4 separate regions of the Homo sapiens genome follow, and all the other regions are linked to region 1. Evidence: chromatin loops called from intact Hi-C (ENCODE). Cell type or tissue: GM12878. All regions are shown on one strand. Region 1 holds the start of OR2T1 (olfactory receptor family 2 subfamily T member 1). Region 2 overlaps OR14I1 (olfactory receptor family 14 subfamily I member 1). Region 3 overlaps LOC105373279 (a long non-coding RNA gene). Region 4 overlaps OR2M4 (olfactory receptor family 2 subfamily M member 4).

Region 1 (8,000 bases):
GCTTCATGAGTTTAGCTGTCCAGAAGTTTTCTGTCCTCTCCTTTTGGCCCTTATATGGAGACTTTATTGAATAGTCATGATTGAAGCATGGACAATTGCACAGAAATATGATTGAACAAAGAGTATGACCTAATGTTGATAGAGTGAGTGGGGACACCCACGAAGGCCTGTCTGATCGGATTTTTCTTGGCCTCTCTGTATAGCATTCCCTCCCCCAGGGTATGAGAGAAGACCTCTTTTGAAACAGAGGTCTTATGACATACAGTCAGACAAGGTAGTCAGATAATTTCTTTGTGACCAAAAGCGGGGAAAGATTGGATTATATTTTTAGTTTCTAAGGCTTTCTTTGGGGAGAAAAAGAAGCAGGTGAAAAGAGGGAAGGCGAAGATCACAGAGAGAGATTCAGTTTTCTGAGGCCTAAAAAACCACAACATCATAACTATGGAGTTATGAACCAGAAACCCTAGCCAAAAAACCAATATTGTAATCATATGACTCCCTCCCTTTTTGCTTCATCTTTTGATGAAAGCACAGCCACAGTGACCACAGAGTCCCCCATTTACCATATGCATGGGAAGGAGTCGACTGTCAAAAGACACCTCCTGACACCCTTTGAGGACCCTTGAACCTCCCCAAGGCCCTCTTCAGAGCTCCAGTCACATCCTTGTTTCTAAGGCTGTAGATGAGGGGGTTCAGCATGGGTGTGAGAATGGTGTAAAACACAGAGAGGACTTTGTCCTGGGCTGGCTTGTGGTAAGAATGTGGCAGCATGTAGGTGTACATGGCAGCCCCGTAGAACAAGGACACCACAGTCATGTGGGATGAGCAAGTGGCAAATGCCTTCTTCCTGCCCTCCACTGAGCTCATGCACTGAACTGTAGTCAGGATTCGGGCATAGGAAGCAAGGACTACAGAGAAAGGAATCAGCAGCATCAAAACACAGCACACATACATCACTGTCTCGTAGAGGGCTGTGTCTGCACATGCCAACTTCAGGACTGCTGGTGCCTCACAGAAGAAGTGGTTAATCTCCCGGGAATTGCAGAAGGGAAAGCTCATGGTGATGGGGGTTAGGAGGAAGCCATCCAAAGAGCCCCCAAACCAGGAACCTGCTATAATCATCCAACAGACCCGGCGGCTCATGAGGACAGGGTATCTCAGAGGGTTGCAAATGGCCACATAGCGGTCATAGGCCATGAGGCCCAGCAGGAAGAATTCAGCTCCCACAAGGGTAAGGTAGAGGAAGTGTTGAGCTGTGCACCCCACAAAGGAAATGGTCCTTTGATCCAGCAGGTAATTAACCAGCATCTTAGGCACAATAGTGGAAATATACATCATGTCAATTAAGGAAAGGTGGCTGAGGAGGAAGTACATGGGTGTATGAAGGCGCAAATCTGTTTGGATCAGGAAGATCATAACCCCATTGGCCATCAGTGCGGTGAAGAAGATGATAGAGATGATGGCAAAAATAAGACCTGAGGTTTCCTTTCTGTTGAACAGCCCCATGAAAGTGAAGTCTGTAGAGGATGTGTTGTACTCTTCCATTGATCCTACAGTTGTGCCGATATAAGGTAATATCTTCCAAATAAGATGATAGCATTCCCAGGGCAGTAAAATAACAACATGTGAATTAATTGTTAGGCAGCAAACTTTTAAAAGTGGGAAGAAAACATTTAAAAAATAGTATTCTTGCCACATTGAGACTGATATCTAGCATTTACTCTATTCCAGAAGGTTTTTAAATAAAATTGGTCATTATTAATCAATAATTGCTTAAATACATTGGAGAAGATGAGGTCAGCAGATGATACTGTATTACGATGATGTGCATAACAATGCCTAAGGTTGCATACCATGCTACACAGCAGTTACGCATACCATGGTCCGGTGTATGCGTGTGTGTATTACCTTAGATGCATTTAAATTTGTATTATTATTTAATGTGTCTTTGTATGGTTGGCATCACCACTACTTTCAAAACATCTTTGGTGCTGGCTGTGAGTAGCTCATGTCTTCCATTTAGCTACAAGTACGGGTTATCTACCATTTGGGTCACAAGTCACTGTCTACATCATGAGAGTATACTTGGTGTTAGTTTATCCATGTCCCAGACAAATTATAAGGGATGAAATAAAAAGGGCAACAGAAACTCAACGGAAACTACTCTTGCAAATTTAGACATAAAAATTATTCTCAATACAAGAGGCATTCAGTGTTGTAGAATTTTATTTATTTTCAATTTTAAGATGATGAGGAATTAGCATTAGGATTATGATTAGCATGACCATTAGAAATCAGTATTAGCAATTAATATTCAGAGGAAATACCACAGGGACGTAAACATTGAGCTATAATTCACTGATTATTTTTGGAAATTAGAATTTTTCATAGTTCTTCATAATTAAGAAAAACTGAGTGTGTTTTATACAATTTCAGGTTACAATAAAGAAACAAATATCCACAACAAACTTCATGGAAGTAAAGGATGATTTTTCACATTGTTTAAGGCTAAAAGTGTCCCAAGAAAGACATTTTACCAACATATTTGGGAGTAAAATTGATCAAACTAGTCTAGTGCTCCTCTAAATATTCTAAAAATATTAGCATTTGAGTCAATTGCCCAGAAAAAGAAGTTGCTATTGAGAATAATGATGATGACATCGTGGAGTTTATTTTGCAAAGTGTCATGCTAAGAAGTACTTTGTAACTATTGACTCCCTGATCTTCACAATAAAACTAAGAAGTGAGGAGCTATAAAAGCCCCTCTCACCAATGACAGCATTGAGGGTAACGTGTTGGTGGTCACGGGGTCTGTTAGTGCCAGGAGTGTTTGGACTAGATAGTCTCAATTCATTATATATTCATACACATGGCATTGTGTATATAGGAAGCTTTATATGGGAATAGCAGCTAGACATTTACTGTAATTAGCAAATAAAATGTACCAAGCATGTGAACCTGCTAAATTGTTAACAATGTAATAACTAATGTGACTAATGAAAATTAGTCATACTTGAGAGTAGATCACATAAATTATTATAATCAGGATTGCTGTTTTATGGATATAAACTATGTGTACAGATATACACACATATATAAAAATGTACACATAGATACATCATATGTATATTTTATATATATATATAATGTATATTTTGCTAATTCAGAATATTTGGTGTCAGGTTTTATACATTTTTATGATACTATGTACAATGTCATCATTACTTACAACCTCCCTCATTTTACTTTTTTTAGGTTTCATTAATGGAACCTATAAAAATATATTTCTAAAGGGAAACTCCTCTCCAGTTTATGTCGCAGCCTAAATATTAGCAGTATTTCAGCTACTTCCACACTTCCTACATTTTCGGTTTGACTTTTATCATGCGATAAGACACCAGAAACAGAGGGAAAATCATGTGCTGCTTCACAAAGTCAAACAGTGGTCTCTGCTGTCTGTTCACCCTTACTCCCATTTTATACACACACACACACACGTATATGTAATAGCACAGGGACATACATATTGAGGTATAACTCACCGATGATTTTTGGAAATTGGAATTTTTCCGTAGCTCTGGCAATTAAGAAAAACTGAGGGACTGTTTTATACAATTTCAGGTTACAGTAAAATCCACAACAAACTTCAAGAATATAAAGGATGATCTTTTATCCATTATATATATATATATAAGTATATACATTCATAATTTCCTCCCATAGATTTATATATGTATATATGTAACTCTTCTGTGGTTCTAGCTTTTTCTATGGCCAGCTAGCCCTGCAAACCTAGCAATGCAAAGGGAAATTCTAAAGTCTACTCCATTTTGCAGCCAAGTGGCCTTACTTTTCCTATCTGCATACAAAAGATCTAATTTATCAGAGAACAAGCCCTCCTCAAAGTAAATTATGATTTTAAGTAAAATGTTTTGTTAAATTTATTATCTGCTCTCTCACTAGAGTGAGCACAATAAGTAACTATACTTGTTGAATATCTCCTGGGCATAGATCATACAGCTTTGCTATGGTTTAGTACACATAAAAATAATCAGAAAATGTTTGGAATGATTCTGTGACTTTATATAGGCATTTGTTTCTGAAATGATGAAGGCAACATACAGTAAAACAAAATTTAGAATTAAATGAATTGAGTTCTTCCTCTGGTCACGACATTAATTAATTCTGTGACCTTGGATTATCTTCCTAAACACCCTGAGCCTCAGTATCTGCTTATATTAATTGATATAATAAACATTCAGGGTTACTTTAAGAATCAAATAAGAAATTTATAGTTACAGGTGCAAATATTTTATACAATACCAAGTAAAATGTAAGATATCTGCAAATTATTTCAAAACTATTGGTAAATGGGTGCAAATTCTCAATCTCTCATTTAAGCAATCTACATATTCAACTAAAATCTATGAATTTAAATTGCAAATACCTCCTGATCTTCAGAAAAGGTCTGTAAACCCAGGTGCTCCCAGTGAAGTTACATCAGCAGTTAAAGTCTATCTTTTCCCCCAAGTATCCTTTGACTTGAAAGGATTGTTACTTAGTAGAAATTCTCAGAAAAAACTGTGCATTTCAATTAAGCTTGCAGAACATCTAAATGCCTTTGAAGAGCAGAAGTATGCTTGGCCTGCAAATTTTGAGAAAATTATTTTTAAAAAGTTAGTGGATAAAATAGACATAATTTTATTGGATAAAATTGTCTTTTAGGCCTACCTAAACTATTTTTTATTGCATAATACCGTACACCAAGAGATAAATCAATGCATTTATGTTATCCTGACATTTGTAAATATTCTGTACTATTTTATAAGGCGTGCATGTTGGTTGAGTAGGGATGGCCGCAAATATTTTCCTCCCACATCACTACAGTTTGAAGGTAGGACACAATGCTTGCCCAGGACTGTGATGATCTCCAAGCCCATCCTTTAAATCAAGTGACAAGATAATTCCTAACTTGTAAGTTGCAGCCTTTGCTTGCTTCCCTATGACCACTGGTGAAGTTTCTGCCAAAGAAAAGAGCAAGCTCCATGCTCCTTCAATGCAGCAGCCTTGTTAGGAAGCTCTGCATTAGCTTAAATTAAAGCTGCTTCATGCAGGATTCTTCCTTGCCTTCTGAATCTGCTTGGAACCAGTTTTCTCTCTTTGCAACATTCAACATTTCATAATGTGAATATGACTACAAGGTTTTCTGTCCTCCTTCTCTATACCGGTCACACTTCTCCAGTTATTTTATGCATTCATGTATGAATTTTTTTCCAAAGTGCTCAACTTCCAGGTATTTACTGGGGATAGCTTTTGCAATGTCTATTTTAGAATATAATACCTCAATTTCAACAGATTACTGTAGGTGTGGTTTTTCCTGTACAGAATACACTGGCAATATTACTTTTCTGTTGTTATCGCAGACACATTGAGTCATTACATACACATTCAAACTTACAGTTACCTTTTCACATGAGAAGTTCTCAAGACAGGTCAATACAGTGCTGTGCAATTTTGAGACTAAATACAAAAATATATGTTCCTAGTTTTTCTCCGTGTTCCTAAATTCTGTTTAGTATTTCAAAAAGTTGGAATCATTAAGAATGAACTCATATTGAAATAATAATCATACAATTATTAGATAATAAAGCACTAATGTACTCTGACAATTTTAGAGTAACTTAGAACCACATTCTTCAACCCACACACACCTCCTACAAGACCCATAAAGAGACTACACACTAGAATAAACCCCTCTACTAGAGAGACCTGTTATTTCTGATGAGAGTTTATTTTATGCTTGGTGTGATGGACACTAAAAAAATGCCTGTGAATCACTGGCAAAGTGGATCTGAGAAATCCAGGTGTCTGCACATTCTTTGAAATCATTGTGGAAAAAAGGATTTTTAAAATGCTTGCACGTTTGACAGTCAGGCAACGAGTCTATGTTGGAAATTAGAATGCCTGTAGGAGTCTGCCTTACGTCAGCTCTGTGTCTTTAATGCAAGCATCTTCAACTCTCCAATCATCAGTGTTCTTATCTGTAAAACGAGGGGAAGGAGATAAAGACAATGCACTGTTCAGAGATTCAGGAAGCCTGGTTCATAGTCTGTACTTTAGAAACTAGGAGTAAGTACAGGTTTTTCCTTTAGATCTTTTGTGCCTTTCGAACAGTATTGTCCTTATCCTATCTAATTCATAAGACTAAAGTTTGCTTAAATTATTTTTTTAAGAAAAGCAGCAAACATTTAAGAAAAGATTCTTTGCACTGTTACACTCAATGGCATCCTTCTACCTGAGATTTACAACACTCACTCCATGTAATTCCCACAGATAATCAGACAGGCACTCTTTTTCTCAATGCACTTGCATTTGGCATGGAGGGAATGGGACAGTCATTCCTCATTATACTTGTGCCTGAGATTTCCAGCCCAGGAGTTGCAGACAACTCTGCCTCAACTTTCTTAGATCCAGTTTACGTAAATCTTGTTTATGTCATATAAAGAACGTAAATTCAGTCAGACCACAATGAAATGTTCTGGCAACCCGGTCATTTGCATATGCACCAAATATTTAAAGTGCTACTATGAGGAGGAGTCAGTCTAGGTGCTCATCAGCATTTGACTTCTTACCTGTGAAATTCCTGCATAATTCCAAAAGACCTGGATTTTCATTAAGGGAATAGGAAGAGTGGAACAAACAAAGTGAGTCTAAGTACAGCAGAAGCTCCTAGATGATCCATTTTAATTGCCTAATTTTACTGAGGGATGTTGCATCATTTAGACAAAACCTTAACTATTAAATCCAATTATTTAATTTTCAAAGAGCTTCATAAAGTAATGTATTCATGTGTTCTATATGTTCTCACATTTCTCATATCTCCTCTCATCCATGCAATCTGAATGCCACCCACTCAAAACAGCATGTGACACACATCACTAAGTAGACATCAAGGAATACAATATACATAATTTTCATAAAAATTATCCAAATATCTAATTTTATTCCAAACTGTATTCCAACAAAAGATGATTATCTGTCACTTACAGAGAGCTGAATCTGTCAGGATAGCCATTCAGAGTAGTAGATAGAGAAGGTTATGTATAATTTAGTAAATCAAAAACTTACTGGCAAACTACAACAACTTTATGTAACTAAACAAGCGATGAAGAACTAAGACTTTTTAGAAGGTTGAAGGTGATATTTTGCTAGAAGGAAAAATGATTAGATTTAGTAGACTTAAATTCTCATCTAACTTATACCAAGAAGAAAACACACAAAGCAATTCATAGTCATTGGTACCCACAACAGGAAATCCTTCAACATCTAGGCCATCTGGATGCCAAAGTGCTGTCAGCATGTTACCCTGAAGATCCAGTATGCATAGATTTCTAATTTGGATTTATGAACTTGGCATGACTGAAGGTATCCTTAGCAACTGATGATGGAGTTAGGACAAAGAGAGACATGCAACAAGTTTATTAGGAGCTATTTTTGTAATATAACTCTGCAGAAGGAAGTATTATTAAGCCAAACAAATAAATGCCACCTTAGAAATCCTTGAAACAATTTGCATTGCCAGGACAAATTGCATAAATTCTCCAGCCTTCTAGAAACATGTAATAATGTCTATTTCTTATCTTTACAGGGAAATATTTAGCAACTAAACAGGTCTGAAAAACTAAAAATGCAGGAAGAAAGCAGCAGACCAGTAAAGAGTGCCGAATTATTCTGGGTGTTCTGCTTTTGAGATCCCTGGAGCGACAAGGGAGCGCCCAGATTGAAAAGAGGCATGAGTTTAAATAGTTTTCTTTGAGGGACATGGAATGAAGTGCTCTGGGAAAGAGCAAGTTTCTTCCTTTTGGATCTCAGGAGACTTTAATGAGACGGACTTATTACAGCTAATGAGAAGTGTATTGATGGGGTGGAAAACAGTGAACATTTAAGTGACATGGGCTTTGAGAACATGTTTCAACTCCTGTGCTTCAAAGTGTAAAACT
Region 2 (8,000 bases), 280 kb before region 1:
TAGACCATTAATTACTGCCTGGATTTCAGAACTTGTTACTGGTCTATTGAGGGATTCGACTTCTTCCTGGTATAGTCTTGGGAGGGTGTATGTGTCCAGGAATTTATCCGTTTCTTCTAGATTTTCTAGTTTATTTTCATAGAGATGTTTATAGTATTCTCTGATGGTAGTTTATATTTGTGTTGGATCAGTGGTGATATCCCCTTTACCATTTTTTATTATGTCTATTTGATTCTTCTCTCTTTGCTTCTTTATTAGCCTAGCTTGGTGGTCTATCTATTTTGTTAGTCTTTTCAAAAAACCAGCTCCTGATTTCATTGTTTTTTTGAAGGCTTCTTTGTTTCTCTATTTCCTTCAGTTCTACTCTGATTTTAGTTATTTCTTGTCTTCTGCTAGCTTTCGAATTTATTTGCTCTTGCTTCTCTAGTTCTTTTAATTTTGATGTTAGGGTGTCGATTTTAGATCTTTCCTGCTTTCTGATGTGGCCATGTAATGCTATAAATTTCCCTCTAAACACTGCTTTAGCTGTGTCCCGGAAATTCTGGTGTGTTGTGTCTTTGTTCTCATTGGTTTCAAATATCTTATTTATTTCTGCCTTAATTTTGTTAGTTACCTAGTAGTCATTCAGGAGCAGGTTGTTCAGTTTCCATGTAGTTGTGTGGTGCTGAGTGAGTTTCTTAATCCTGAGTTCTAATTTGGTGCACTGTGGTCTGAAAGACTGTTTGTTATGATTTCCATTGTTTTGCCTTTGCTGAGGAATGTTTTAGTTCCAATTATGTGGTCAACTTTAGAATAAGTGCTATGTGGTGCTGAGAAGAATGTATATTCTGTTGATTTGAGGTAGAGAGTTCTGTAGACGTCTATTAGGTTTGCTTGGTCCAGAGCTGAGTTCAAGTCCTGAATAGGCCTGTTAATTTTCTGTCTCATTGGTAAAGTTTTTCTTTTAACTATTTGGTGTTAGAAGTAAGATTTGAAGGATACCCAGTGGCCCCCCGGAACAAGGAATGCCCAAGTGTAGATACCCACTAGGGCCCATTGCTCTCACGCTGCAACTGAAGATTATGGGTAAATTTCCTCTTGGATTCAAACTCTGCAAATTTATGTTTTGAGCTCTAACTTTGTTTGAGCAATTTGTTGACTGGACTGGGTTCAGAATTGGAATGGATCTGGTAAAGAAACCAGACTGGGTCCAGTAGGAGGCCTCTGGTAGGTAAGGTTCCTGGAAGACAGCATATCATGTGTTTTTTGAATCCAAGGGCTCTAGAACTCTTCCATGTGGGACTGCAGCATATTTTATGTATAAGAACCATGGACCCAGAACATGTGTTTTTCTAGAAAAATGAGTGAACCTGACCAAAGGTAATTTTAAGTTACAAAGGCCACAGTGGGGAGACTTTTTACAAAGGACAAAGAGGTGCATGCCTTTATAATACGCCAGCTATGGGGACTGAGAAGACCTCCTTGTAGCTATTTTGAACCCCAGAGGAGTTGCCTCAAAAGTAAAGGACCGCGTGTCCCAAGAAGTTTACCTGTATTTTAAATAGTCAGGCCTTTGCATAAGAAATTTTTCATTTCTATACCAGTCATCTGATGGACCTGGCCTGTCTACCTACTAGAGAAAGCCCCCAAGGGCTACACTCCCTGGGCAATAATCAACCAATCCCCCAGAGAAAAAAAATGGAAGTTTCAAATCAAATGTGGAAGTCCCCATACCTGAAGCTATCTGACTGACAGTTGAATCATATTTAGAAAAACATTTGTAAGAATGAGTCTTTTCTGTTTTCTCTCTTTAATCCTGCTTCTCCCATGGGAACCCTGCAGTCAACTGAAACACCTCTTATGAAACTTCCCGCTAAACACATACTCTGCCAATTCTTTCTTGTTGTCATGATCTTTGCTATGCCCCAAACTCTTTCTGGTGGGTGGGGGGAAATATTATTCAGTCTTGCAATCTTGAAAACAAAACAGGAGAGAAAAGTTGTACCAGTCTGTGATTATAGAGCAAGATTAGAAGTAACCATGGTGAGTCAGGCACACAAAATATTTGTTCTAGTCTTCAGTGGGTTCCACCCACTTAGTATTTTAGTTAAAAGACAGAAGGTGGGTTGGAAAACCACTGATTTAGCAGAATAAATCTCCAAAATACAACTTTTTGGCAGAAAAACTATTTTCACCTGCTTATTTTGAGGACTCTTTGTAAGAGAAATTTACATCCCTAAAGGGAATCTCCATTTGTAAGAAGGTCTACCTCTCTGGACAGAGAACACTGGAAACTCTGATAAGGAAGAAAGCGTTGGCTTAAATCTACAGAAGCCTTGCCTTTAAAGTGCTTTTCCTAGCTGTCTTGCCCTAACTGGGTCTTTACATCTTTCTTTCTTGGTTTGGGCAAATTAAAGCATTTAAGCTGGAAGTCCAAGCTCTGTGCTTTTGAGATATAAATTTTCTACACAGTCTTCTCTAGAGTTTAATAGGTATCTATTTAAAATGCAAGTTTAGGGTAGATAACTCATCAGAAGTAGAAGTAAGAAAAATAGATATTTGGAAACTGAGCAAATAAAAAAACATTAATGATCTTTTTCACAAATATTAGTAAGAAGCTTTAGCCATTTAAGTGGCATTAGCCAAAAACAATTTAGATCCAGATATTCTTTAATAAATTAGTGAGATTTGTATTATTGTACCTGGCACATGGCTAAAAATTTGTAATGTTTCTGTTACATGTCTATCTATATCTGGATGTATGTACATATGTGCAATATTTTTCTACTGCCTTATAGTATTGCCAAAATTAAATAACACCATGTTCAAACAAGACGGATGTCTAGCTGTAGGCAAGCAGGTGATTTTTCTACTTTGCTCCTATGTCTGGCCCATAAAAGCTTGTTCACACTGCTGGGCAGAGCTCTCTGAATTTCTTCTGATCTGTAGTGCGATCTGATAATGAATCATTCTTTGATCAAATAAAGTCTGCTAAGTTTAATTTGTCTTAAGTTTTTATATTAAGACTCACTTTCCTCATTTGAAAAATGAAATGATAAAATATATATCTCCTAAATTTCTGCCAGATTTTTCTATTCACTTCTAATTTTCAAATGATCGTATTTAGTGAGATCTACCCATCCTCTTGGTCTGTGACTGGTTGTGGAACAAATAGATTTGGAGGAAGATGAGAAGCATGATGATTGTCTCCATTAAGCCAATAATTTTCTGAGAGTCTATGTGCAATACAGAAACAGGCTGCTGTAACTGCAAAGTAAACTGAGTATACGCACTTAACTGCTCTCATGTGGCATACTGACTAGGCATAGTGATGAAGTAAAACAATTTATTATTTTCTGAGTACTTAAATGTCTGGGTTTTGTACTTTATCGAAGATTATTTTATGAAATGTGAAAATATAAATCCTTTACTTTTTTCACTGTTTACTCTCCTCACTCTCTTAATGAAAATCTCTATATCTCATGCTCATCACTTCCTCACGGACTCTGAGTTCAGTTGGCACCTACTCCATATTCTGCTTTCTGTTTCAGCAGGTAATTTACAATTTAACCCAGAGGAGGCAGCATCCTCCTGAGACCAGCGTCCCCCAGGCTTCCTTCTGGAAGCCAATCTCCTCCAGACTGTGGCGGCCCAGTCTCTATGGGAAACTAACAGAGAAGATTGTCTCCTTGATATATTATACATCAGGTTTTCTCTATCACTGAGTTTGCATGTTAAATTGGGTCACTTCTTCTGGTGAGACACAGAGGAAAACTTCAGAACTGTTTCTTTATCATCATTGGTCCAGACAGTGAATACATATTGAGAAGCTACATGTTATTTAATCAAGGTATTGCTGGTCTTGTATTTCTCAGATATTTACCCAATAAGGAAATTGAATTTGTCTACATGAGATTTATGTAAGCAATCATTTCAAATTTTTTATGAGAAAAAAATCAAGACATGTTTGCTTAAAGTGATTTAATTGTTCTCTTAGTAATTATGTTTCATATTTTTTTCCAATGAAACAAGCAAACAAAATAGTGCATTCAGTTTGCTTGAATTTTTATCATTTTAATCAGTTTTGGAGAGATCTATTTTTAGTTTGAGACTAGAGTGGAAGCAGCTCATGGTGCAGTGTGTATTGGTTTTGTTCCTCAGTGTTGCTCTTTTGCTTGATATAAGTGGGATAAAGGGCAGCTCTTCAGCATCAGGCCACTCAGAGAAAACTACACTGAAGTAAAAAGGCTTCATATAGATTAGATACAAATGCTCTCAGAGGTGGGGCAGCAGAGGCCATCTTGTTGAGTGTAGTTTTACATTTCAGTAAATTGAAATTAAAATGTATTTGTAGGTTCCCCAACTTAAAACAGCTGTGTCAGAACATGACAAGAATTCAGGTCTCTTTTAATCTTATTACTCATCATACCACATGTGTGAATTTAAAATAGACAGACTTGGAAGCAGGAAATCTTTATACATATTTAATTCAATATGCTTTACGGTTAAAAATAATATATTCAAAATTTTCAACTTATATCTATCAATGATGCACATATGTATATGAAAATGTATTGTGTCTTTTTAACCAATGTGTTAACTACTAAGTTTTTGTTAATAAATGCACATCAATTTGCCTAATATTTTGAATAGGTGTATTGTATATATGCTTATATATCATAATGATAATATGTTTGCATCCCTATAGATTTGTTTTGTATGTCCTCAATTTCAAATTGTAGACAATTTTCAAGGAAAATATTAATTTAATAACTTTTCAATAAACAGTAACTATATATACACACTATATGTACACAAATATATACACAACTATATATACATATATATGTATGTATACATATACACAACTATACATATATATGTATATATATACTATACATGTATATTTATATGTATATATATACACGAACTATATATGCACTATATATACACAACTATATATAAATTATATGATGCTTTTCCTTTAGCAGTGCAGAAATGTGAGTGTTAGAATCAAGGAAAGAGCATTATTATTTTCTCATTCTCTAGATAATACATTACAAGGAATTGGCCACGTGGCAGTTTTGTAGAATTTTACATCTACCGATAGCAAGCTAACCCGGGAGATAGTATACTCCTGTACACTGCTGATTCTGCTGGAAGGGTGGGTAACCTTTTGCCTTGTTTTATGGGACAGCTGCAATTCTTGGTTGTTTGGTTGAGATATTTTAAATACAAACCAATTAACAACCATTTTATTACTTGTTTCATTGAGTTCTATTAAAAAGTCAGAACAAAAACCCAGTTTTAAAAGTTACTCTGCATTGTTAAATAGTATTATAATGGATGTCAAAATATGCAGAATGTAATCACCTGAGTCCCCATTACTTTTTTATTAATGTTTAATCATATTTTTTGAGATTATTACTTTAATATGTGAGGTATTTTATTTAATCTATAATGTCAAAGAAAACAGTGGAAAAAAGAGAGCTTTTTTCACTGAATTTTACAAGCAATTTAAATATATAAAATATAAAAGCAATTTATAACACACAAAAGTATTTCAGTTGCTTCTTTGACATTAATGTATAAATAATATTAAAAATATGAAATATCCAAAATCTAGAAAGAGTATAACAAATGATTTTTAAGAACGAGCACTTAGGCTTATCATTTATTCATATTTTTGTTTGCTTTAATGATCTTAACTGTTAAAATATTACAGATATAATTACTGTTCAATGTTTTCAACTTATTTTTTCCCTCCGCTACCCCATTTATTGGCATTTGTATTCATTCCAGTAACTGTTTTATACAAGCTTATCTGTGTGTGTGTGTATATATATATATATATATATGTATGTGTGTGTATTTATAAATAATGCACTGCACAATTTGAATGTTTAAATGCATATGACTGGGAACATATTTTGTGTAATAGTTTGTGGGGTTTTTTCAAAACTATGTTGAAATGTTCAATATTGATGTAGAGTATCCCATTCAGTTTAACTTCTAGAGAGTGTTCCATTCTGGGATAAAGTAGGGTATGTTATCCATTTTCCTAGTGATGGTAATTAGGGGTTTAAACGTCATGGAGCAAACATCCTCACATATGTCATTTTTTAAAACTCAAGTGTACATTTGTGAGAAGGAGCATTGCTGCATCAAACTTGCGCATCTTCAGTTGTGTTCAAAATTTCCAGTTGACCCTCCAAAGTAGGTAGGCTGCTTACACAGCAAACTAAGCAGCAGCAAAGAGCTTCGTCCCTTCACATGTTTGTCGAGACTTTACTTGCCAGACATATGTTTTCTAAAGCAATGGACACAAAATAGCATCATGTTAAAGTTTTAATTTGCATTTCCATAACTAGTAAAGTTGAACACATTTTGAATTGTTATTGGGTCATTAGCTTTCCAGTTTTCTGAGCCCTTGTTCATATACTTTGCTCATTGTTTATGCTAATGTGTTTTTATAGTTTGTCGTTTATCAGGGATAGTGCTCCTTTGTCATTTTCATTGTAAATATGTATTGCTCGTCACTTGACTTTGTGTGACAGTACAATTCTTTTTGTTTTTCCTTTTTGAGATGGAGTTATGCCCTTATTGCCCAGGCTGGAGTGCAGTGGCACGATCTTGGCTCACTGCCACCTCCACCTCCCAGGTTCAAGCGAGTCTCCTGCTCCAACCTCCTGAGTAGCTGGGATTACAGGCATGTGCCACCACGCTCAGCTATTTTGTATTTTCAGTAGAGACGGGATTTCAGCATGTTGGTCAGGCTGGTCTCGAACTCCTCACCTCAGGTGATCCACCTACCTCAACCTCCGAAAGTGCTGGGATTACAGGAGTTCGCCACCGCGCTTTGCCAAGAGTGCAATTCTTTTCAATTACTTGTTTTAATGATACAATGAAATGCTTCAAAGTGACTGTATCATTTATAGCATTTGGACAAAAGATTATCTTCAAATTTTTTCATTAAACATAGGTTCTACCTGTCCTATAAAAAATAACATTTCACATTATCTTTAAAATTTGTCATAAAACATAGGTTCTACCTGTCTTATAAATAACATTTCACATTTGCCTGGTAGCAAGGGATAGCATTTATGTGCTTAATAGAGTTTATCATTAATGAAATAAGGCAACTAAACCTTAGATGATCAGTAACCTGATTTTAAAATCACTTGTTTAAAGTTGGCTCTAGTTTGAAAAAAATTAATAAGTTGTTTTTAGTGAGAATATTTGAGTCATGTGAACAGGATCTAACACACATGACTTTGATGCAGAAAAACTAATTTTAAACATATAGATAATACCAGTGAAAATAAACAAAATATGATAAACAATATATAGAAAAAAGTTATTTTTGTGAGCTTATGTTAGTCAAAGTTATTTTCTATGAAAAAAACTTAGAATGCAGAGGTCAGCAACACATCCTGGAAATGAACTGCCTTGATTTAAATGCTGGCTCAGGTGCTGGCTCTTTCAGTGCATTGGGCAACTTATTTGATCTTGTTATGCCTCCGTTTTATCTTGAGAAAAAGAATAATAACGGCATATTTTAATTTATTGTACAATTATGAATATTAATTGAGCCAAGGTGTGTCCTGTAGAGATAATAGCATCGGGCACAGAGAAGGTGCAACACATGGGTAATGGCATTGTTAGTATAACTATTGTCATGTCTTGCACATTGACACAAAATAAATTTCCCTCTCTCCAAACCAGAGCTAATTATCAATGGTTTTAAAATCATATTCCATACTCATTCCATGTCTTAAACAGTAAATCCTCATTTTAAAGTGGCTTACCACCCAATTTATTCAACAAATAGCTAAAGACAGTTGACTCTGCCCAGGATGTATAACCACAGTTAAAACTACAAACTTTTGTACTAAAAAATCACCCAGAAACTTGTATGAAAAGCAAATTATTGGTTTTATCCCACAAATTTTTATTTAGTATATTTGCCTTGAGACTTGAAATTCTGCATATTTAATAAGCACCCTAGATTATTTGATGAG
Region 3 (8,000 bases), 64 kb before region 1:
ATTTTTGTTTTCTTTTGCTATTTGTTTTTGATGGTTATATTCTAACTTTCCACTCACGGTCCACGTGGGAATTAAACATGTTTTTCATTTATGCGATGCATCTATCCAAAAGCAAATCCATCTTTCTCATGACGTTGCACATTTTTTAAACAACTTCATTTTTCTAGTTTAAAATTATATTTTCATATCAGACATTTAAAATAAGCTCTCTTTGTAAAAGCAAATCTGAATTTCACAAAGGGAGGATCATGCAAAACCAGTGTCAGAAGTCTGTAAACTAAATTTAAAATCCTAAGACCCCTAATCAACTGAACAGACCCCCTCTAGGCCACGAGAATCTCAGGAAAGCTGAAAAGCTTAATTGCAGGACATAAGAAGGGAGACACACTTCATTACACCCATCTTTTGGAATTTAGGCACAACTGACCAGCAATAACATTGAAATAGAGTTCCTAAGACTGACAAAACAGACTGAGTGGCAATAAGATACCAAATTCCAACCTGACTCTGGTATAGCATCACATGACAGATAGCAGACCCTGAGGAAAATCAAAATATTCCACCCCAAAGTATGTATTTGACATATTTTGAAATGGCCCTACAAAGCCATCTTTCGTGGGGAAAAGTTGCATCTGTAGACACTCTCCATTAACACAGCTGGGGCTTTCCCAGATTCAGGAGAAAATATCGGAGTCTGACAACCTTTTAGGTTCTAAAACATTTACCATTTATTATATTTGCTTCCAATTAATTGTGTAATCTTAGTCAAGACACTAAAAGCTCTGAGTGTCACTTTCTCAGAATCAAAAGGAGTGTTATGTACTTGCTATGCTTCTGTGACTCTTAAGACATCTATGAATCTGATGACCGAATGTGGTCTAAGATTTCTCCATGACAGGGTGACCTTCTCCCACATCGCCCCTCTCCTTAAAGGCTCAGAGACTTCCCTTGAAATATTAGTCTCATCGAATTTAGATTATATAATTTGGGAATGAAAGAGAATGGGAAAAGGGAGCCACTTTTCTCAGTGCCTGCAAGGTTCCGAGACTTTGCTGAGTCTTTCTAGCATGACAAACGTACAAGTACTGAGTAGTGTATTCATCCCTGTGTACAGTCATCCCTCACTATCTGTCCTCAGTACCAGGACATCGTGAAAATACCAAAATCCATGATGCTAAAGACCCTAATATGAAATGGCAGAGTATTTCTATATAACCTACACAAATCTTCCCGTATGCTTGAAATCATGTCTAGATTACTTATAACAACTAATGCAATATGAATGCTATGTAAATAGCTGTTATACTATATTTTTTAGGAAATAATGACAAGGAAAAAAGTCTGGAGGATGGAGCAAGATGGCAGAATAGAAGGTTCCACTGATCATCCCCCTGCAAGAACACCAATTTAAAAACTATCTACACAAAAAACACCTTCTCAAGAACCAAAACTCAGGTGAGCACTCACAGTACATGGAGTTAAATTCATATTTCTGAATGAGGCATTGAAGAAGTTGGAAAAACAGTATTGCATCACTGACACTACCACCCCTTCATCCCCCAGCAGCGGTGGTGTGGTATGGAGAGCTTCTCTGTGCACTAAGGAGAGGGAGAGCCAGCAATTCTAAGACACTGAGCTCAGCGATGCCCTTCTTATAGCAGAAAGAAGACCCAGACCAAATTCAGCTGACACCCACCATGAAGGGCGCATTTAAACCAGCCATTGCTGGAAGGGAATTGCGAATCCCAGTGTTTGGAACTTGAGTTACCCAAGCCTCACCATGAAGGGCTAAAGTGGCTCTGGAGCCACAGACAAACCTGAAGGGCAGTCTAGGCCACAAGAGCTGCAAATCCTAATGCTAATCTGGGCCCAGAGCCAGTGGACTCGGGGGACACATGACCTGTTAAAACACCAGCCAGGGCAGCTAAACTCATCCCCTAACCTCAGCCTCCACGGCTTGTGGCTCCAAAAGAGGCCTCTTTCCTCTGCTTTAGGAGAGGAGAGGGAAGAGTGAGGAGGACTTTGTCTTGCATCTTGGATACCAGCTCAGCCACATCAGGGTTGGATACCAGCTAGAGTCATGAGGGCCTTGGGTGAAACTCTGAGGCATGCTGGCTCCGGGTGAGACTCAGCATATTACCAGCTATGGTGGCTATGGGGCAAGACTCCTTCTGCTTGAGGAAAGTGGACAGAAAATTAAAGAAAATTAAGAGAGACTTAGTCTTGCACTTTAGTGCAACTATTGTTACCATTGTTATTCAACATATTACTGGAAGTTCTAGCTAGAGCAATCAGACAAGAGAAACAAATATAAATAAATCTATCTATATGTAAATATATCTATATATATAGATAGATATAGATATAGAGATATAGATATAGCATCAAATTTCAAAGAAAAGTAAAATTATCTTCGTTCACAGATGATAGGACCTTATACTTGGAAAAACCTAAAGTCTCCCCAAAAACCTATTAGAACTAATAAATTCAGGAAAGTTGCAGGATACAAGGCAGATTTCTATATGTCAATAGCAAATAGATTAAAACAAATTTAAAAAGTAATCTCATTTATGATAGCCACAAATAAAATTAAATAGGAATTAACCAAAGAAGTGAAATAGTTCTCTAATGATAAACTATAAAGCATTAATAATTGAAGAGGACACTAAAAATGAAAACATATTCCAGATTCATGAACCAAAAGAATCAATATTGTTAAAATATCCATAGTACTCAAAGCAATCTGTAGATTCAATGTTATCCTTATCAAAATACCAATGACATTTCTTACAGATATAGAAGACACTATCCTAACATTTGTATGAAAGCACAAAACACCCAGAAGAGCCAAAATTATTCTAAGCAAAACCACCAACCAACCAACCCACCAAAACTGGAGGAATCCCATTGCCTGACTTCAAATTATACTACAACAGAGCTACCATAACCAAAACAGCATGGTTCTGGCATAAACACAGATACATAGACCAATAAAACCGAATACTCAGAAACAAATCCACATACCTACAGTGAACTCATTTTCTACAAAGGTGCAAGGAACATACACCAGGGAAAAGATCGTCTCTTCAATAAGCTGTACTGGGAAAAGTGGATATCTATATGAAGAAAAATGAAACTAGTCCCGTCTCTCGCCATATACAAAGATATAGTCAAAATGGACTAAAGACTTTAAGAACTCAAACTATGAAACTACCAGAAGAAAACGTTGGAGAAAATCTCCAGGATATTTGTCTGGGCAAATATTTCTTGAGTAATACTCCATAACACAGGCAACCAAAGCAAACATGGACAAAGGAGAGCACATTATGTTAAAAAGCTTCTGCACAGTGAAGGAAATAAATCAACGAAGAGACATCCCACAAAATGGAAGAAAATGTTTTCAAACTACACACCTGACAAGGAATTAATAACCACAATACATAGGGAGCTCAAATAAATCTATAGGAAAAAATCTAATAATCTGATTTATATATTGATAAAAGATTGAATAGACATTTCTCAAAAGACAACATACAAATCAAAAACAGGCACATAAAAAGTGCTCAACATTGATCAGAGAAATGCTGATCAAAGCTACAATGAGATACCATCTCATCCCAATTAAAATGGCTCTTATACAAAAGACATGCAAAAATAAATGCTGGTGAGGACATGGAGAAAAGGGAACCCTCATAAACTCTGTGGGAATGTGAAGTTGCATTTAAAGTTGTATTTAAAGGTGCAACAGAGAACAGTTTGGAGGTTCCTCGAAAAAACTAAGAATAGAGCTAACGTATCATCCAGCAATCCCGCTGCTGGGTATATACCCAAAAGAAAAGAAATCAATATACTGAAAAGACATCTACACTTCCATGTTTGTTGCAGCTCTGTTCACAATAGCTAAAATTTGGAAGCAACCTATGTGTCCATCAACAGATGAATGGGTAAAGAAAATGTGGTACTTATACATGATAGGTACTATATAGCCACAAAACATAATGAGATCCTGTCATTTGCAACAACATAGATGGAACTGGAGGCCATTATGCTAAGTCAAATAAGCCAGGCACAGAAAGACAAACATTGCATGTTCTCAGTTATTTCTGGCACCTTAAAATCGAAACAACTGGACTCATGGAGATATAAATTAGAAATATGCTTAGCAGATACTGGGAAGGGTACTGGGGGTGGTGAAGGGGTAGGTGGGGATGGTTAATGGATACAACAAATTTGTTAGAATGAATAAGTACTAGCATAATAGACTGACATCGTCAATAACAATTTAATTGTACACTTAAAAATAACTAAAAGGGTATAATAAAATTATAACACAAAAGATAAATGCTTGAGAGGATACTCCATTTTTCATCATGCATTTATTATGCATTGCATTCCTGTATCAAAACATCTCATGTACCCCATAAATGTATACACCTATGTCACAACAAAAATAAAATTTAGAAAAGTCTGTACCAATGTGACCATGATAAGCCTAATTATATTTTCAATCCATGATTGGTTAAGTCCATGATTGGTTGAATCCTCAGATGCAGAATCCAACTCATAAGCCCAACTGCAGAAGCAGATACTGACACCAGGAGACAGAATGAGCATATTCTGTCCTTGGCTGGTACCCACCCTGTCTTCCAACATTGCTTCTTCCAATATCTCAGAGTATCTTTAAACCACACACTTTCATATTCCTTCATAACTTCTCGTATCCTGCTTCTTTGCTGTGAATTTACCAAATGCATTTCTATATAAACTACCAGTCATAAATGCTCAGATAATATGACAATTTCTTTATGAAGGCGTGCTCTACTCAATCAGTGAGAACTCTCACACCTCAGACATCACAATCCTTCTTTTGTACTCTTCACACAAGCTTCAACTCACTCTTGTATTTTAATTATTCCTAAGTTTCAATGAAAATTCCACATGAATATGTATAATTAAAAATTAATGGGCTATCCAAATGCTGTATAGGTATGAAAGTTAGAAATCTAAATAAGCATTTAAAAATGGCAGGTGGAGGGTTATTAATATGTAAAATTGCAAAATTCTAGATACATTTTAGGTACTGCTATGAAATCCTTAATGAGCTGTACACTTATTTTTTTTATGGATATACTTCAATAGTTGTACAAGCTTCATGTATAGCCACAAATATAAACATATTCTAGAACATAAAATGACAAAATGGTCAACAAAGTTATCCATCATCTTAGGTCCTTGAGGGACTTTTGATGAGTGGACCCCGAGTACCATCTGACAGATTTACAATGTGAACATCACATAAACAATGTTTTTATGCAGCTTGAGATGTTACTATGGCATTACCTTGTGCATTCTGACTGATCCATAATTATATTTAAAATTTGCAACAGTGTTCCCTATTTTATGTTCATAACATATCATCATCTGGCATGACCACATCGTATGTTTTACCTATTCACTGTTTGGGTTTTTGTTATTGCACAAGGAGACCAAAATATATTTATTTTCTTCTCTGTTGTTTTCTAACATTAGCACTATGCCTGGCATATATCACTTTTGCACCAACATAATAGTAAAAATTGATTATTTGTTAAATAAATGAAGAAGGAAAAATGATGGTTAGAGAGATTAGTGCAACTCCTTTAGAGATGAATTCAGTAATATCTCATAACATTGAAGATGTTCTTTCTTCACTACCTAAGACTTCCAAGGAGATTATACAAGGATAGATACTCTTACATTATAAAGCATGAAAAAGTGGTAAACCTAAATATTAATATAAAGAAAATGCACACATGATCAATATTAATACCAATTTATTGTGAACATTTCAATTAGTAAAGTTGAAGGAAAATATGTTGCAGAATGATCAGTGTGTTACCATTTAACAAATACATCCTACTAAAATATTACATTTGGACACATATCTGCAATAAAAATATTAAAAATTGATAGGGAAGATACACACCTGTTTAAAAAAATTGGTCTGAGGACACTAAGAGAGGGAATTCAAGAGAGCACAGATAAGACTTTGATGTATCTGTAAAATATATACCGCCCTGTTTTTGAGTCAGGGTCTTGCTTTGTCAACCCAGGCTGGAGTGCAGTTTCGCAATTGTGGCTCACTGCAGCTTCAATCTCCCGGGCTCAAGCGATCCTCTCACCTCAGCCTCCTGAGTAGCTAGGACTATAGACACGTGCCACTATGCCTCCCTGATTTTTTAAAATTTAATTTTTGGAGAGATGAGGTCTCACTATGTTACCCAGGCTGGTCTCAAATACCCAGGCTAAAGCAATCCTTCCACCTCAGCCTTCCAAAGTGTTGGGATTATAGGCATAAGCTACTGCCCCTGGATGATATATATATGATATTTATTTATATTTTTTATATCAATAGGTTTTTGGGGAACCGGTGGTGTTTGGTTACATTAATAAGTTCTTTCATGGCAATTTGAGAATTTGGTGCACTCATCACCCAAGTAGTGTACACTGTACCTGATGTGTAGTCTTTTATCCCTCACCTGCTTCCACCCTTTCCCCCAAGTCCCCAAAGTCTATTGTATCATTATTATCCCTTTGCATCCTCATAGCTTACCTCCCACGTGTGAGTGAGAACATACAATGTTTGGTTTTTCATTCCTGAGTTGCTTCACTTAGAATAACGGTCTCTAATTCCATCCAGTTTGCTGCAAATGCCATTATTTCATTCCTTTTCATGGTTAAGTAGCATTCATCTATATACATATGAAGATATATGAGTATATATGAATATATGAGTATATATGAATATGAGTATATATGAATATATGAGTATATATGAATATATGAGTATATGTGTGAATATATGAATATATATGAATATATGAGTATATGTGTGAATATATGAATATATATGATTTTATCTACTCATTGATTGATGATCATTTGGGCTGCTTCCATATTTTTGCAATTGTGAAGTGTGGTGCTGTGAACATGTGTGCAAGTATCTTTTTCGTGTAATGATTTATTTTCCTTTGGGTAGATACCCAGTAGTGGGATTGCTGGATCAAATGGTAGATATACTTTTAGATCTTTAAGGAATCTCCAGACTTTTCCATAGTGGTTGTACAAGTTTACATTTGCACCAGCAGTATAAAAGTGTTCTCTTTTCAGCACATCCATACCAATGTCTATTTTTTAAAGATTTTTTGATTATGGCCATTCTTGCAGGAGTGAGATGGTATTGCATTGTGGTTTTGAATTTCATTTCCCTGATAATTAGTGATGTTGAGCATTTTTTTCATGTTTGTTGGCCATTTGTATATTTTCTCTTGAGAATTGTCTATTTGTGTCCTTAGCCCACTTTTTAATGGCTTTGTTTTGTTCTTGCTGATTTGAGTTTCTTGTAGATTCTAGATATTAGTCCTTTGTTGGATGTAGAGACTGAAGATTTTCTCCCACTCCATGGGTTGTCTGTTTACTCTGATGATTATGTCTTTTGCTGTGCACAAGCCTTTTAGTTTAATTAAGTCTCATTTATTTTTGTTTTTATTGCATTTGCTTTTGGGTTCTTGGTCATGAAGTCTTTGCCTAAGCCAATGTCTACAAGATAACATTTTCTGATGTTATCTTCTAGAATTTTAATAATTTCAGGTCTTAGGTTTAAGTCTGATCTATCTTGAGTTGTTTTTTCTATAAGGTTACAGATGAGGTTCCAGTTTCATTCTTTACATGTGGCTTGCCAATTTTCTCAGCACCATTTGTTGAATAGGGTGTCCTTTCCCCCACTTTTATGTTTTTGTTTGCTTTGTTGAAGATCAGTTGGCTATAGTATTTGGTTTTATTTCTGGGTTCTCTATACTGTTCCATTGGTCTATATACTGATTTTTATGCCAGTACCAAGCTATTTTGGTGACTATGGCCTTATAGTATAGTTTGAAGTCGAGTAATGTGATGCCTCTGGTTTCGTTCTTTTTTTCCTAGTCTTGCTTTGGCTATGTGGGCTTTTTGGTTCCATATGAATT
Region 4 (8,000 bases), 160 kb after region 1:
TGTGTCTATCAACAGATGAATGGATAAAGAAAATGTGGTACATATACACAATGAAGTACTATTCAGCCGTAAAAAATAATGAGATCCTGTCATTTGCAACAACATGGATGGAACTGGAGGTTATTATATTAAATGAAATAAGCCAGACACAGAGAGATAGACTTCAAATGTTCTCCCTTATTGGTGGGAGTTAAAAATTAAAACAACTGGGCTCATGGAGATAGAGAGTAGAAGGATGGTTATCACAGGCTGAGAAGGGTAGTGGGGGTGGGGATTAGGAAGAATAAGTGGGGATGTTTAATGGGTACAAAATATAATTAGAAAGCATGAATGCCTTAGTGTTTGATAGCACAACGGAGTGACTATAGCCAATGATAATTGTGCATTTAAAAATAACTAAAAGTATAACTGGATATTTTGTAACATAAAGGACAAATGCCTGGGATGATGGATACCTCAATTATCTGATATGATTATTATGCATTGCATGCATGTATCAAAATATCTCATGTACCCCATAAATATATACACCTACTATGTACTCACAGAAAGTAAAAATTAAAAATAAAAAGGTCTAAAATATTTAATGTGGATAGCATGACTTTACTCCAGAATTTTACTGATTTCATTTGAATTATCCCATGGAAACATACAATAAATGCCACACAATGTAATTTCCCAATAATAATAGCTCTAATACTATAGATTCTAACACTTGCATGGTCCAAGTTTCAGAGTTGCTTGCACTGCATCCTGGATTGCAGTGAATCCTCTTTCTGTTATTGGAGTTACTCAAAGTCAGTATCTTTTTGCGTAACCCACTATATAGATCTAAATAATAATCCAGGTGTGGTATATGCTGCCGTCAAAACCCAAAAAGGTATACCAAGTATTGTCTATCTGTTATCTATCTATCTATCCATCTATCTATCTATTTATCTATCTATCTATCTATCATGTATCTATCTTTTGGTGAGAGGGCAAGATGCAGTAATCTTTCCTTTGCTTTGGATATCCCATGAGACTTTAAGTGGCATGTAACTTCCTACAACCTTTATTTTTGTGGAAGACCGCTGATATTGGTAAGGTATATCTTGCACCTTTGGATAACAAATGTATTACAATGTCTCCAGTGTGCTAGCTATTTCTTACAGCTCAGTCCAATTAGCATATTGTCCTCTAAATGTAGTACATTTTTTTTTATGCAGCATGTCCAGGTAGCTTGTATTTCTTTCACTTACATCATGACAGAGGACAGGAGGATAGGCATAGACCGAGGTATTATAAATAGAAGATGTCTGATCCTTATGAATGTGAGTTGTTCTTGATATTCTTTCCTCAGAGTGATAGAAAAGAGCTCATTTACCAAATCAATAGTAGGTGCATAAGACCATCTTAATTTGCTCTAGAAAAGATACTGAGTCTAACATAGGAACTTCTACTTACTGGAGTTTCAGGAATTGTGTGGGTTTTGAAGAGGTTAAAGTAGTAAATTAACAGAAATACAATGGAAATCACCATATCTTAGTCATCTAGATAAACATACTTCAAAAGAAATATAATATGCCACCTAGGTAATTTAAAAATATACTAGTGACCACAGTTTTAAAAGTTAAGATGAAATGTTAAATTATTTTTTAAATGATTTCATCTTTTATTTTAGACACAGTGGGTACATGTGCGTGTTTGTTACATGTGTATATTTCATCACGCTGAGGTTTAGGGTATAGATCCCATCACCCAGGTTGTGAGCATAGTATCCCATAGGTAGTTTTGCAACCCACACTCCCCTCCCTTCCTTCCCCATTTGGTAGTCCACAGTGTCTATTGTTTCCATCTTTACATCCTTGAGTACCCAAAGTTTAGCTCCTATGTATAAGTGAGAACATGCAGTATTTGGTTTTTTGTTACTGCATTAATTCACTTAGGATAATGGCCTCCAGTTGCATCCATGTTGCTACAAAGGACATGATTTTGTTCTTTTTTATGGCTATGTAGCACTCTGTGGTGTTTATGTGCTACATTTTCTTTATCCAATCCACCATTGATGGGCATGTAGGTTGATTCCTTGCTATTGGGAATAACACTGCAATGAATGAATAATTTGTCTTTGGGGTAGAACAATTTATTTTCTTTTGGATGTATCCCCAGTAATAGCATTCCTGGGTCAAGTAGCAGCCCTGTTTTAAGTTCTTCGAGAAATCTCCAAACTGCTTTCCACAGTGGCTCAACTATAATTTACATTCCCACCAACAGTGTATATGTGTTCCTTTTCTCCACAGCTTCACTAGTATTTGTTATTATTTGACTTTATTAATGGTCATTTTGACGGGACTGGTGTGAGATGGTCTCTCATTTAGGTTTTGATTTGCATTTCTCTCATAACTAACTATGATGACCATTTTTTCATGTTTGTTGGCTGCTCATATGCCTTCTTTTGAGAAATGCATGGTCATGTGCTTTGCCCACTTTTTAATGGGATTATTTAATGGGGTTTTGCTTGTTGACTTAAGTTCCGTATAGAATCTGGATGTTAGACCTTTGTTGGATGCACATTTTGCTAATATCTTCTCCCATTCTGTAGATTGTCTGTTTACTCTGCTGATAATTTCTGTTGCTGTGAAGAAGCTCTTTAATTAGGTCTAGCTTGTCAATTTTTGTTGCAAATGTTTTTGGGAAATTAGCCAAAAATTATTTGCCAAGCCTGGTATCAAGAACGGCATTTCCTAAGTTTTCTTCTAGGATTTTCTTACGTTTAAGTCTTTAATCCATCTCGAGTTAATTTCTGTACATGCTGAAAGGTAGCTCTCTCTGCTGTGGCCTCTGCCTGAGGGAGGGCTGTAGCCCGAAACATCTAATAAAAGAAATGCAGGCGAAGTGCTAGTAATTGGAGGGGCCTCCTCCAAGGCTCAGGAGTCGTCCTGGTAAGGAGGCATCTCTCTCAACCCCCACCGGACAGCGTGCCTGCGAATGCCAGGAAACACGAAAGAGCCAAGTGGCCGATCAAGAGCCTCTCTACGGGCATTACTCTTAGGCGCCATCTACTGGATTACAGCCCAAACTTCAACACCAAAAATTAAGTTAAAACTAATACGTCCAAAATATTGTTTCAACAGGCAAGCAACCTTAAAAATTAATAACGATATATTTTACATTTTATGTATAAACTTTTTAAAATCAAGCGTTTATTTTACATTTTCAGCTCATAATTCAGACACTAATTTTTTTTCAAAAATACTTGGTCTGCATTTAAATTTAATAAAATTTACAGTTGAAAAATTAGATTCACATATACGCAATGTCCCAAACATACTCAAAACATTTTTCATCACTAAATTGAGTAAGCAATATAACTTCTTTCAAGTCGGTATTATTAACATCAAATTCAAAAATTTAACATATAAATTAAAAAGTAACTTTAAATTCATCAATATCAAAATTGTTTTCAAATGTTTCTTGTAGATTTTGCAGTTTACATAATTGCATATTAAAATTACTTTTTTCTGCATATTATGTGTAAAATCAAATGTACAAAATCATTATCGATTCATATCATAAAATGTTTCCATTTCAAGCTCAATTTTCATACTTCTCTTAGTAGATCACAGATAAGTCTTTCTTTTCTGGTTGTTCTAAATTTACCTGTTTCACATAAGGTGTGATGTTGCTGACAAAATGTAAATCACACTTCTATTTGTTATCATGACTATTGAAATGCTTGCTATATATTTTGATTAAAGAAGATCCGGAGTGGGAGTGAAAGTACAGTAAATCTTTGTAAAACTCGGGGCTGGGTGCTGTGGCTGACGCATGTAATCCAGGCACTTTGGGAGGCCAAGGCGGGCGGATCACGAGGTCAAGAGATTGAGACCATCCTGGCCAACATGGTGAAATCCCGTCTCTACTAAAAATACAAAAATTAGCCAGTTGTGGTAGCATGCGCCTGTAGTCCTGGCTACTCGGGAGGCTGAGGCAGGAGAATCACTTGGACCCAGGAGGTGGAGGCTGCAGTGAGCCAAGATCCCACCATTGCACTCCAGCCTGGTGACAGAGCAAGACTCCGTCTCAAAAAAAAACTTTGTAAAACTCTTTCTGGCTCAACCAGTGAACACTGACTGGCAAAGATATGTCATTAAATTCACTGTTTTGTATTATAAAATTTAATTAATTGAATTAATAAAATTGAATTCATTGGTGAAGAATCAGCATATACAAGTATAAATTGAATAAATTGAGCAACTGTACCCACGACACATATATTCTGCTTCCAAAAACTGAGCATAAACATTTCCAGTGTGTATCATAAAGTGGAATGAAACACATAGGGACATAGTATTATCTTCTTTTAAAATCCCAATAAATCTAAATTTTTGACTTGACATAGCTAGGGCGACATTTGCTATGATAAAAACTACTTTTTATATTTAACAGAAATTATTTATTTATTTATTTACTGAGATGGAGTTTTGCTTTTGTTGCCCAGGCTGGAGTGCAATGGCATGATCTCGGCTCACAGCAACCTCCACTTCCCAAGTTCAAGCGATTCTCCTGCCTCAGCCCCACGAGTAGCTGGGATTACAGGCATGGGCCACCACGCCCGGCTGATTTTGTATTTTTTTAGTCGAGATGAAATTTCTCCATGTTGGTCAGGCTGGCCTTGAACTCCCAACCTCAGATAATCTGCCCGCCTCGGCCTCCCAAAGTGCTGGGATTACAGGCATGAGCGAGCCACTGCATCCGGCCCAGAAATTATTTTTTTTAAGGATAAAATTAGCCTTTGTTTTAATTTTTAAAATTTGCTAGCACATTTTTAAATTAGAAAACATTTGATTATACTATACTTAAAAATAAGCATGTCAATCTAAATAATAATTATGAATATTACTGTGGTGAGTACAAAAATTTCAGTTGAATCAATCCATTGGTGCTTACGAAGCAAAATATTAAGCAACAGTGTTAGTCCCTTCTTGCCCAGGGTGTATATAGAAATGTCATCTGGGATGGAGGTCCTGGAATAAGGGCCTCACAGCTTTGACGAGTGCATTTTCTTGCTGTGGCTAAACTGGTATCCAAGATGTGAGACAAAGTCCTCTCCACTCTTTCTTCTCCTCAAGTGGAAGAACTCTTTTGGAGCCATGAGCTGTGCAGCCTGAGGTTAGGCAAGGGTGATGCCAGCACAACCTCAGTTGCCCCAGCTGCTGTCTCTGTAGTTCACGTGCCCGCCGCACAGTCCACTATCTCGGGGCCCAATTCAGCACTAGGACTCACCTAAGAGTTGCAGTACTTATGGCATAGACCGCCTTTTAAGTTTACTTAGAGCCTCAGCGCATTTTAGCCCTCAGTGTCAAGGTTTGTGGGAACACAAGTTTTGACCACTGGGATCAGTAATTCCCCTCTGACAAGGGCTGGTTTAAATGCTCTGTCTGTGGCCAGGCATCAGCTGAATTTTATCTGGTTTTCCTTTCTGCTCTTACAGGACAGCACTGAGCTCAAAGCCTCACAATTGCTGTGTTCTTTCTCACCAGAGCCCAGAGACACTCTTAGCACACTGTTCCTTCTGTCAGTGGTGAGAGAGGGGTGGCATTGTCTGTTCAAGTTGTTTTTTCTACCTCTTCACTGCCTCTTCAGTGATATAAAGTTAAAACCAGGTACTACGAAGGCTCACCTGATTTTTGGCTCTCATGAATGTGTTGTTCGTGTATGGATTATTGTTAAATTGCTGTCCTTGCATGTGAACGATCAGTGGAGCCTTCTATTCCATCATCTTGCTCTGCCTTCAGATTCTGATGGTTAATATAAGGATTATAAGGAATAAAAGCAGACATGATACAGATGTTGACTGTGCAGCCCAAATAGATATTTTATGTGGACTCCTTAAAATATTTAATTTTATTAGCATAAAGATCACACACATATATACTTAAGTGTGTGTATGTTTATACGAGTTTCTAGGAAATATTTTATGCAGACATAAAACTTGATTGAAGAAAGTGTTGATACTAACTCCGCACTTTTAAATACTTGGGAGTCAAGTAAAGAAGAATCAGTATTAAAATAGTCATTCTTGGGTTTGAGGATGGGCAAATTAAAAACAAGTACTAATAGGTAAGTAATTTGTGAACAAAGAAGCATCTCTCCAAAAACAGAGGATCAACTCCAACCTTTGCTTTTTGATACAGCTAAGACCCTTCGGACTTATACCTGGCTTCAAAAGTAAGCATCCTAAAATCAAGTACCACCCATGTGTGACACCTAATAATATAATTGTCATTCACAGGGATTAAACCACTTATACTAACATCCAAATCTAGCTTAGTATACAAACGATGTATATGTAATAATATACTGAATAGATAATTTTGAAAAGAAGTGGAAAATATTAATACAAATTACCAGAAATAGAAATAGAATAATTTAAGAGATTCCAGTTTTTTTGAATGAGTGTTGACCACAGTAGGCACTCAAAAAGATTTTGATAAGGTCATATTAACTTTCTTTTCTTCAGTACCTTCTGTAGTGCCCTGAACACTTCTTTGTTGCGGAGGCTATAAATGAGAGGGTTCAGCATAGGGGTGAGAATAGTGTAGAAGGCCGACACCATCTTGTCCTGGTCTGGCGTATGTTTAGAAGCTGGTCTCATGTACATGAACATAGCAGCACCGTAGTAGAGTCCGACCACAGACAGGTGGGAGGAGCAGGTAGTGAAGGCCTTGCGACGACTTTCCCCAGAGCCCATGTGGATGACGGCTCGAAGGACATGGGAATAGGAAAGTATGATAACTGAAACTGGAAAGATTAGCATTACCACACAACAAATGACAAGTAGTCTTTCAAATGCAGATGTTTCTGTGCAGGATAGAGGTAAAAGGGCAGCAACATCACAGAAAAAGTGATGAATTTCCAGAGAGCTGCAGTAAGAAAATGACAGGACAGCTGCAAGCACTATGATCCCATCAAGAGACCCCAAGGTCCAGGAAGCAACAGTCATGAAGACACAGAGTTTCGGATTCATGAGGATGGTGTACTGAAGAGGGTGACATATAGCCACATAGCGGTCATAAGCCATGACAGCCAACAAGAAACATTCAGCTCCAAGCAGGGACACATAGAAGAATATCTGAGTTCCACAACCTGCCAGAGAGATAGATTTCTTCCCAGACAAGTAGCTGAAGATCATCTTGGGTAGAGTGGTGCAGATGAGCATGAGGTCCATAAGGGACAGTTGACTGAGGAGGAAGTACATGGGGGTGTGGAGCTGTTTCTCTATGTAGATGAGGAGAACCATGGAAATATTTTCCATCAATGCCAGTGAGAAGATGCCCAGGACCAGAGAAAAAAGGAAGGTGTGGGTGGGACTGTGATTGAAGATTCCCAGCAGGATGAAGATGGAGTTGAAGGTCTGGTTTTCCCACACCATCCTGGATAATTTGCCTTATCTGAGAATTCCAAAGAAGGTACAAGCTTATTTATCAATTCAGTTTTCAAACACATACTGTGACATACTCTACTGGGCAGTTTATATGCATGCATAAGGCCTTCTCACCAACCTTCAGTTACCTTCCTTTAGTCATGGTAAATTGTGTGGATTAGTCCATTGCTTTTACAATTATTTCCTCATCCAACTTTCACAGAGTATACATGGAGTACATTTGGACATTTACTTTACAGACAAGAATGCTGAAGTGTATAAGAGCTTCCCTACTTACCCACATGTACAGTCAATAGAAAACCTAGGAGAAAAATCACTGTATGCCTTTATTGCTAAATTTTAGGATCATACCTCATAAAAGAAAATTCCTTACAGAATTTTTTCTCCTTCTGTCCTAATATTTCTCCAGGTTAGTAGTCTCGTTGACAACAGAATTCCTGTTCGCATGTTTTTTTTTCCCTACCATCCTACCTGCAGCCCAGTGAAGGATTATATGAGATCAATGACATTACTCCTTGGGGACACCTGTACACTTCAGTTCAGAGAAGGGTATAGTACTCTATGTTTTAAC

Evidence for each region. A loop is a pair of places that touch in the nucleus more often than their neighbours do. Peaks named below come from ENCODE experiments on the same cell type or tissue, not always from the same donor. Only the 100,000 strongest peaks of a DNase experiment are listed, where the experiment ranks them.
Region 2: it touches region 1 in a loop (8-fold over the local background); 6 of 110 quality-filtered maps call a loop at or near these places.
Region 3: a loop joins it to region 1, with 2.1 times the contacts of the local background. A loop is called at or near these places in 3 of 110 quality-filtered maps.
Region 4: a loop joins it to region 1, with 5 times the contacts of the local background. A loop is called at or near these places in 4 of 110 quality-filtered maps.

What each region holds. Positions count from the first base shown.
Region 1 is chr1:248,399,693-248,407,692 of GRCh38, reverse strand. OR2T1 (olfactory receptor family 2 subfamily T member 1) reads right to left here and starts at 4,645. Exons shown (of 2, transcript NM_030904.2): 1 at 4,448-4,645; 2 at 1-1,578. The coding sequence starts at 1,545. The coding sequence ends at 589. RefSeq lists a silencer at 7,239-7,439. In GM12878, a CTCF peak has its summit at 3,446; DNase peaks (open chromatin) are centred at 722 and 3,482; H3K27ac peaks cover 1,087 bases.
Region 2 is chr1:248,682,595-248,690,594 of GRCh38, reverse strand. OR14I1 (olfactory receptor family 14 subfamily I member 1) reads left to right here. Exons shown (of 5, transcript NM_001004734.4): 4 at 5,029-5,143. Among named protein-coding and RNA genes, the nearest start is that of OR14I1, 16 kb to the left of the region's middle. RefSeq lists enhancers at 1,940-1,989, 3,608-3,807. In GM12878, a CTCF peak has its summit at 3,562; DNase peaks (open chromatin) are centred at 1,764 and 3,564; H3K27ac peaks cover 737 bases.
Region 3 is chr1:248,463,478-248,471,477 of GRCh38, reverse strand. It overlaps LOC105373279 (a long non-coding RNA gene), which reads left to right. Exons shown (of 3, transcript XR_007067006.1): 2 at 1,319-1,455; 3 at 2,794-6,723. Among named protein-coding and RNA genes, the nearest start is that of OR2T3, 5.9 kb to the left of the region's middle. In GM12878, no CTCF peak of the experiment used is centred here; no DNase peak of the experiment used is centred here.
Region 4 is chr1:248,238,346-248,246,345 of GRCh38, reverse strand. OR2M4 (olfactory receptor family 2 subfamily M member 4) reads right to left here. Exons shown (of 2, transcript NM_017504.2): 2 at 1,667-7,436. The coding sequence starts at 7,417. The coding sequence ends at 6,482. Among named protein-coding and RNA genes, the nearest start is that of OR2M4, 11 kb to the right of the region's middle. In GM12878, a CTCF peak has its summit at 3,046 (motif pointing left); a DNase peak (open chromatin) is centred at 2,895.